Regions from separate parts of the Homo sapiens genome. Here region 1 is linked to region 2. A link is a contact called in ENCODE Hi-C or POLR2A ChIA-PET data. All regions are on one chromosome and are shown on one strand. The core of a region is the stretch at or near the end of the contact, and the rest is flanking DNA. Distances in the headings are between cores, read along the strand shown. Region 1 has its middle 23 kb from the start of LDLR. Region 2 overlaps SMARCA4 (SWI/SNF related BAF chromatin remodeling complex subunit ATPase 4).

Region 1 (5,170 bases), core at 167-2,666, 41 kb after region 2:
CCATTATTAGTGGGTCACTGTCGTCATACTTGGCTTTAATTCTTGAGATGTGGTTTCTTCTAGCTCTTTGAACCTTTTTTTTTGTTTTGTTTTTAATTGAGACAAGGTCTTGCTGTGTCACCCAAGCTAGAGTGCAGTGGTGTCATCACAGTTCACAACAGCCTTGACCTCCTGGGCTCAAGTGATCCTCCTGCCTCAGCCCCCTGAGTAGCTGGGACCACAGGTGCACACCAGCACACTTGGCTAATTATTATTATTATTATTTTTTTTGTAGAGATAATGTTTCGCTTTGTTGCCCAGGCTGGTGGTCTGAACTCCTGAGCTCAAGTGATCCTCCTGCCTCAGCCGCTCTATTTTTTTTTTTTAATCGAGACATGGTATTGCTCTGTTGCCCAGGCTGGAGTGCAGTGGTGGGATGGTAGCTCAACTTCCAGAGCTCAGATGATCCTCCCTCTTCAGCCTCCAGTGTATCTGGGACCACAGACATGCACCACCCAGCCCAGCTTGAACCTGTTTTTAGTAGCTGCTTTGAAGCCTTTTGGTCCAACATCCGGATCCATTCCTCCACAGAAAGGTTCTGTTGACTCCTTTTTGTCCTCAGCGTAGGTCACACTTTCCTGTTTCTTCACATGTCTGGCAAGCTTTTGTTGTCAGAAAGTAGACATTGTATTTTTATTTATTTGTTTTTAATTTTGTTATGTTTTTGAGATGGAGTCTCTCACTGTCGCCCAGGCTGGAGTGCAGTGGTGCGATCTCGGCTGACTGCAGCCTCCGCCTCCTGGGTTCAAGCGATTCCCCTGCCTCAGCCTCTGGAGTAGCTGGGATTACAGGCACCCGCCACCACGCCCGGCTAATTTTTGTATTTTGTATTTTTAGTAAAGACGGGGTTTTACCATGTTGGCCAGGCTGGTCTCGATCTCCTGACCTCAGGTGATCTGCCCACCTTGGCCTCCCAAAGTGCTGGGATTAAAGGCGCGAGCCACCGCGCCTGGCCTTGTTTTGTTCTTAATTGTTGTTTTTCTTTTCTTTCTTTCATGTTTCCCCTCGGAGACAAGGTCTTGCGCTGTCACTGATGCTGGACTGCAGTGGTGCAGTTTCAGCTCACTACAGCCTCCCGGGCTCAAGCCATCCTCCCACCTCAGCCTCCCGAGTAGCCGGAACTACAGGCTTGTGCCACCACACCCAGCTAATTTTTTTTTTTTTTTTTTTTTTTTGGTAGAGACAGGGTTTCTCCATGTTGCCCACGGTGGTCTTGAACACCTGGGCTCAAGTGATCTGCCCGCCTCTGCCTCCCAAAATGCTGGGATTACAGGTGTGAGCCACCGCGCCTGGCCCAATTCTCATTTTTATTTAGAAGGAGTCACCCCTGGGTCAGCCAAGCTGAGACATCAGTTGGTGGTTGGTCAGAACTTGTGCCCAAATATGCTGAGTCAGCGGCTCTGCCCGGGCCCAAATGCTGAGTCAGCACCTCTGCCCGGGCAGTCTGCAGGCTGGCCCTACCTTTGCTTTCTGCCTGTGGTTCCTATCAGGGCACGCACTTCAGTTCTGTTGGGCAGGGAGACGTGCATCAGACTCTCTCCAGGGCATATGTGCTGTCTTGCGCTTGCGCGTGGCCTCCCAAACCCCTAGGGATACCTGGGGCCAGCTGGGGCAGTCTCTGTCTCGACCTCCTTTTCCATTTCTGGCTAGTTTACCAATCTGTTTCATCCTTAGGCCAGCTGATGACCTTGGCCCTCTCCTCCCGAGATCCCTGCAGCTTCCAACAGTGAGGCCCTCCAGCAGTGAGGCTGCTGATTTTCATGGCCTGGCTGGAGCTGGGGGCCCAGGCCAGGAGCAGCCCCAGGCAAAAATCACCTCCCGCTGCTCTTCCCTGCCACTCAGTACTTTTTCTGGAATAAACATTTCCTCACTGGGTGAACACCTTTGACGAGATCTTCACAGTCCTGGGATGGTTGCTTTGGACAATTCTGTTTAGCTTTATTGTTGCTTTTAGGGAGAGGATTTGCCAAGATCTTCACTCCACCATTTGGGAAAATCCACATTTCGTTTGTTGCAATAGCTTTGGCTTTATTTTAATAGATTATAATTTATTTATTTTTTATTTATTTATTTTTGAGACAGGGTCTTGCTCTGTCACCCAGGCTGGAGTATAGTGACATGATCTCTGCTCACTGCAACCTCCGCCTCCTGGGCTCAAGCAATTCTGCCACCTCAGCCTTTTGAGTAGCTGGGATTACAGGCGTGCACCACCATATCTGGCTAATTTTTTTGTATTTTTAGTAGAGACAGGATTTTGCCACGTTGCCCAGGCTGGTCTCAAACCCCTGGGCTCAAGCAGTCTGTCCACGTTGGCCTCCCACAGTGCTGGGATTACAGATGTGAGCCACCACTCCCAGCCAGAATTTATTTTAACGTTTATGGAAAACCAACTCACCAAACCTATGATTTCATGGTTTTCAGAATGAGGCCAATTTAAAAATAAGTGCCTTAGTCTGGGGGTGTTGGCCCATATCCATAATCCCAGCACTTTGGGAGGCTGAGGCAGGAAGATTGTGAAGATTGCTTGAGGCCAGGAATTTGAGACCATCCTAGACGACATAGAGACCCCCCATCTCAACAACAAAAATAAAAAAATTAGCCAGGCACAGTGGTACACATCTGTAGTCCTAGCTACTTGGGAGGCTGAGGCAGGAGGATCACTTGAGCCCAGGAGTTCGAGGCTGCAGTGAGCTGTGATCCCACCAGCGCACTCCAGCCTAGGAGACAGAGGAAGACCCTGTCTCAAAAAAAAATTTTTTAAGGAAAATTTTTTAAGAAAAAAAATGAGGGGAGCCTACAGAAATAACTTTGAGTGTCCACCTGTGCAAAACCCATGTCATGGGGACACAGGGACATGTTAGCTGTGGTGCAGATGAGTGGTCCGGGCTGCAGGCCTGTCTGACTCAGGTCTCAGACATCGGCTTTGGCCTGAGGGCCTGGAACCAGCTTGGTCCCCATATGGCAGTGGCCCCAAGCCAGGGGCCTTCACCTGTGTGACCTGGTGACAGCTGCTGGCTGGCTGCTGCCCTTCCTGACCTTTGCTCTCCACACCTGCCCCTCTCGCAGGCCTTTCCTCTGTCTTTCAGTCCCGCTGGCCAGTGCCCTTCTCCCAACAACCCCAAGGGCTGGGGGACTTCATTCCTGTTTCCCAGATGACACAAGTGGAGCTCGGGGAGGTTGAGCCAGTGGCCTAAGGCTACACAGATCTGAGCTTGGGTTTGGGGGACATGAGACTCCTCAGGGGCTGCCACCTGCTCTGGGGTCTGGAGCAAGGACCCTGAGACTTGAAAGTTGAAATGGCGCCTGGAACCAGGTGGTGGACTAAGCAATGGCGGGCAGGTCGGTGTGTCCCCAGGAGTCAGGAGAGGCTGCCACAAGACAGGAGTGAGCAGGACCTTAAAGCTGAAACGCCGGATGGTCAGGGCATGATGGGACCTGACACGGCCTGGACTAGGAGGGGGTGGGAAGAATAATACGGGACATCATATGTGGCAGGGGGTCATGCGCTTTCCCATCCAGCCATCTAGGCTGGCTCTCCTAGATTCTTTTTGTTTTGTTTTGAGACAGAGTCTCGCCCTGTTGCGCAGCTGGAGTACAGTGGCACCATAGCCTCTCGAGTAGCTGGGACGACAGGCGCGCACCCACACCCAGCTAATTTTTGTATTTTCAGTAGAGACGTGGTTTTGCCATGTTGGCCAGGCTGGTGTCAAACTCCTGACCTCAGGTGATCCGCCTGCCCCATCCTCCCAAAGTGCTGGGATTACAGGCATGAGCCACCAGGCCCGGCCTCTCCTAGAGTCTTGCTTCCATCAAGTCATGGAGTCTCCTTTTCCTTCCCTGGAGTTTGAGTGTACTTGGGACTCACTGGTAACCAACAGAGTTCAATGGAAGTGACATCATGTAACTACTAAGAGTAGGTCACAGAAAGCACAGCTTCCGCCTTGCTTGCTCGCTCACTCTTGAATCACCAGCTGCCATGTAACAGCCTGACTTCCTGGAGCCTGCCATTTTGTGAGGAGGCCCAACCAAGCCCATGCTATAAGGCCACCAAGACCACGGGAAGAGAAAGCAATGGCTGCCCCAGCCCTAGCCCTCAGCTGTCACCAGCTGCATCAGAGACCCTGAGCCCGTACCGCCGAGCTGAGCCCTTCCCACATTCCTGACCCTTAGAAACCACAAGAGCTAATAAACACATTGTTTTAAGCCACTAAGCTGTTAGGCAGCAACAGTACTGGAACATCATAAAATAATTTTTTAAATGACAGGGATCTAATTAAACGTGGAAGGATCTTGAGAACATTGTTGAGGATAGAACAGCAGGCTGCACAGTGAAGCAAATGTCCAGCAAGATGGACACACACTGGATCCTGGATATGTGTTCTGGACCATGTCACTAGTACATCACATTTAGAGAAAGCTGTGTCAGGACCCACCCCAAACACAAAACAGCCTGAACTGCTGCTGTTACCCTTGGCAGTGGGGGAGGGAAGGGTGGCGTTAAGAGATTCCCCAAGATGGTGAGGTCACCTGGCCATTTTATTTTTTATTTTTATTTTTTATTTTTGTATATATATATATATATATATATATATATATATATATATATATTTTGAGACAGAGTTTTGCTCTTTTGCCCAGGCTGGAATGAAGTGACGCAATCTCAGCTCACTGCAACTTTTCCCCCCAGGATCAAGTGATTCTCCTGCCTCAGCCTCCCAAGTAGTTGGGATTATAGGCACCCGCCACCACGCCCAGCTAATTTTTGTATTTTTAGTAGAGGCGGGGCTTTGCCATGTTGGCCAGGCTGGTCTCAAACTCCTGACCTCGTGCCACCCACCTCGGCTTCCCAAAGTGCTGGGATTACAGACATGAGCCACTGCACCCGGCTGCCTGGCCATTTTAAGAGCCACTTTTTGGGCCGGGTGTGGTGGCTCATGCCTGTAATCCTAGCACTTTGGGAGGCCGAGTTGGGCAGATCCCTTTTTTTTTTTTTTTTTTTTTTTGAGGTGGAGTCTTGCTCAGTGGCCCAGCCATGAGCGCAGTGGTGCAATCTTGGCTCACTGCAACCTCTGCCTCGGGTTCAAGCGATTTTCCTGCCTCAGCCTCCCATGTAGCTGGGATTACAGGCACG
Region 2 (3,076 bases), core at 577-3,076:
ATGAGTGGTCCCACACCAGCACTGATCCCTGAGCCTAGAGCTCCTTGCTGTTGGAGGTTGAAACTGTGGGACAGACTGTGTTTCCTGCTGAGGGGTTTAAGTAACCAGATGCTGAAGTGTGGGCAGAACTACAGAGGTTACCTCGAAGTGCCCTGCCCAGCACGGCTGGGCCCACCCCCTTCTTCCCACCTTAGACAGGTCCAGGGCAGCTGGGGCCTTCCTGGCCTCATGCGTGAGTTCCCTGCCCTCTCGGCTGCTGGTCAAGGCAGAGACTCTTCTGATGGCGAAACCGAGGCATTCCCCAAAGCCTCGTGATAAAGGAGTCCCCAATTTTTAGACTCCCGGGACCCCCACACTAAGGGCCAGGATCTGATGCTATAGTTTTGTCACTTTCTGAGCCGAGCAAAAGCTCTGCCAAAGGATTGCCAGGGAAGCAATAGAAGAAAAGTTTTGGCGTCGTCTCATTTTCCTTTAACTTTTTTAATTAAAACATTTTAAAAGTTAATTATTAGTAGAGGAGTAGGCGCCGTGGGAGGTCAGGGTTTCTTTCACCTGGTTCCACCCAGGCTGAATGAGAGTCCCTTGGGGCTCCCGGTGGCAGAGCCCTCCCTGAGAATCACCCGCTATAAGCCCCATGTGGTCAGCCTGGCCCCTGCAGCGCTCCTGGCATGAGCTTGGCGTGGGGTGGGTCTGTGGACACTCCAGTTTGTGTTACTCGTGGAGAAGCAGCATGCCCGCTGCCGGGGGTCTTTCTGGTGAGGCACAGGGAGCAGAGTGCTCTGGGTACTGCGGTTCCATGTCCCAGGAATTACATGGAGGGAACCAGATCCTCACAGTTTCCTAAGGAAGAGGGTGCCCTGCCTGGCTCCCAGAAAGCATAAAGCAGGCTGAAAAGCCACGTGCCAAGGGCAAGATCACCCCAGGGGACCCCGTCCACCCTGTCCCCACATCCGCACCTTCTAGTGAGACCTCTGTCGCCCTCCTTTGGAGGTAACGCTTGCTTCTCCTGTCTTGGGGGCTTCCAGGTGGACCTGAATGAGGAGGAAACCATTCTCATCATCCGGCGTCTCCACAAAGTGCTGCGGCCCTTCTTGCTCCGACGACTCAAGAAGGAAGTCGAGGCCCAGTTGCCCGAAAAGGTGATGGAGTTTTGAGGGGAGCCACCAGTGAAGCAGCCTCACGTGGGGGCTTTCTCCAGGGCTGGGCGTGCTCAGGGCCTCTCCCCACAGTCCCAGGCCTGCCCTGGTCAATCCAGCTTGGGGGTGGCGATGACGCCACTGGGTCTGTAAAGCCCTGTGCTGCTGTTGTAGGGATTGAAAAGCACTCATAGGCTCACATAGCTCACAATAGGTTAGAGCACAAAATCCCACTTCCTGTCAGGGGGCCAGGTGCCTGTGCGGGCTCTCCTGGCCACATCAGGAGGGGCCGTGGGCTTGGGGTTGCCCCCCGGCCCCCCATCATGGCTCTGGGTTTTCAAGGCCTGCTGCAGCCACACCCCTGGGCCCAGTTCCCACAGCAAGACCCATGGACTCGGGGTCCCCGGCTGCAGTTGTCCCTCTTGGCTCTTTGTTTCCTGGCTGGCTGTAGAGAGGCCCCCAGAAGATGGCTGGGGGGCCCTTTCTGGCCCAGTAACCCTCTGGTATCTCTGCCTGGTGCTTCCTCTCATTGCCCAGGTCTCCCCTCTTCTCCCCAGCTGTGAGGGTCTCCTCACCCACACCCCAGTGTGCTCTGGTCAGAGCTCATATGACAGGGCCGAGGGGGTCAGAGCTGGGTTCGGATGGGGGGAGTCAGGCCTCAAGCCACCTTGGGCCCTCGTGAGCATTATGTGTCCCCTGCAGGTGGAGTACGTCATCAAGTGCGACATGTCTGCGCTGCAGCGAGTGCTCTACCGCCACATGCAGGCCAAGGGCGTGCTGCTGACTGATGGCTCCGAGAAGGACAAGAAGGTGGGCCCCAGAGTCCCCCAACTGCATTCCCCACTGGGTGTCCAAGGCCGGCAGCGTGGCAGGCAGAGCAGAGCGTGCTCTGACCATCGGGTCATGATCTGGTCATGATCCCCAGGGCATCTGGCCAGCCCTGGTTATGATGGCTGGTGGCTTGTGTCAGGACACACTGACTCAGCTGCCAGTGGCTTCTCCTTTGCCTATGAAACACTGGCTCCTTCTGCAATTGGCAGCCTGGGCCCAGCACTAACCCCAGCAGGGTTAGAGTGTTCTAGAATGCCCCCCTTCTCTGTTATTAAGTGAAAGGAAGGGAGCGGGCTGTCTCCTGCAGGGGCTGCTCTGAGAATCCCAGGCCCCAGGCCCCACCTGCCTGGCTCTCCTCACCAGCAGTGAAATTATCCTCCCAGGAAATGCACCAGACCCCTTGATTCTGCCCCCAAGGCCTTGACCTCGGCCTGGCTTCCCCGAGACGTTGTGTCTGTGCCCCTTCTCCCCTGAGCTGAGCAGCAGTGTGTTCCCTAGTCCATTCCCAGCCCAGAGCATGCACCCCCCGCCCCGCCCCCACCTCCTTCCTCATCCTGGAGCCCAGGGAGCCCTGAGTCATGGCTCACCCGGCTGAGGCCCTCTTGCCCAGCTGAGACCCTCTAGGGACCCCCACAGTAACAGTGCCCAGAACAAAGCTGGCATCACAAAGCATCGGGGACTCTGCCTCAGCCCTTTGCCAGTCTTGTTTCCGTCCCGTCCTGCTGGCCCTGTCCCTGCCATCTGCCCTCTGCTGTGCCAGGCAGTCATTTGTTTCCCAGGGCTTGTTGGGGGCCTCCGGGCCTCCAGCCTGCCATCTCCTCACTCCCAATTGCTGTGCCAAAAGCCACTCTTCCCCACTAGAGCGTCCCCATGGCCCTTCTCCCAACACCCACCCATCCACCAAGCCCACCCCACCCCAGGAGGGCAAGACCCCATTTGGGTCCCTCTCATCTGCCTTCCAGGGCAAAGGCGGCACCAAGACCCTGATGAACACCATCATGCAGCTGCGGAAGATCTGCAACCACCCCTACATGTTCCAGCACATCGAGGTGAGCCCGCCGCGGCTGGGACGGCTCAGGCCCTGCTGTCTGCTGAGCTCCTAGGCAGAG

The links. Hi-C counts contacts between places; a loop is a spot of excess contacts on that map. ChIA-PET counts read pairs that join two places held with the same protein, here RNA polymerase II (POLR2A). Pooled maps may share reads with other maps.
Region 1: a loop to region 2 is called in a map of G401, with 10 times the contacts of the local background. The contact joins two enhancer-like sites. A Hi-C loop is called at or near these places in 5 of 168 maps with a recorded cell type or tissue (CD14-positive monocyte, DLD1, G401 and 2 more), 1 of 37 single-sample maps with no recorded cell type and 3 of 50 pooled maps. POLR2A ChIA-PET finds 5 or more read pairs at or near these places in 5 of 52 experiments (A549, AG04450, GM12878 and 2 more).

What each region holds. Positions count from the first base shown.
Region 1 is chr19:11,063,480-11,068,649 of GRCh38, forward strand. No RefSeq gene overlaps it. Among named protein-coding and RNA genes, the nearest start is that of LDLR, 23 kb to the right of the region's middle. Within about 2 kb of position 1,417, at least 4 of the 41 ENCODE cell types and tissues checked have a DNase peak (open chromatin) inside an H3K27ac peak, as active enhancers do.
Region 2 is chr19:11,022,493-11,025,568 of GRCh38, forward strand. It overlaps SMARCA4 (SWI/SNF related BAF chromatin remodeling complex subunit ATPase 4), which reads left to right. Exons shown (of 35, transcript NM_003072.5): 20 at 1,026-1,139; 21 at 1,839-1,946; 22 at 2,930-3,016. Among named protein-coding and RNA genes, the nearest start is that of SMARCA4, 63 kb to the left of the region's middle. Within about 2 kb of position 1,827, at least 3 of the 41 ENCODE cell types and tissues checked have a DNase peak (open chromatin) inside an H3K27ac peak, as active enhancers do.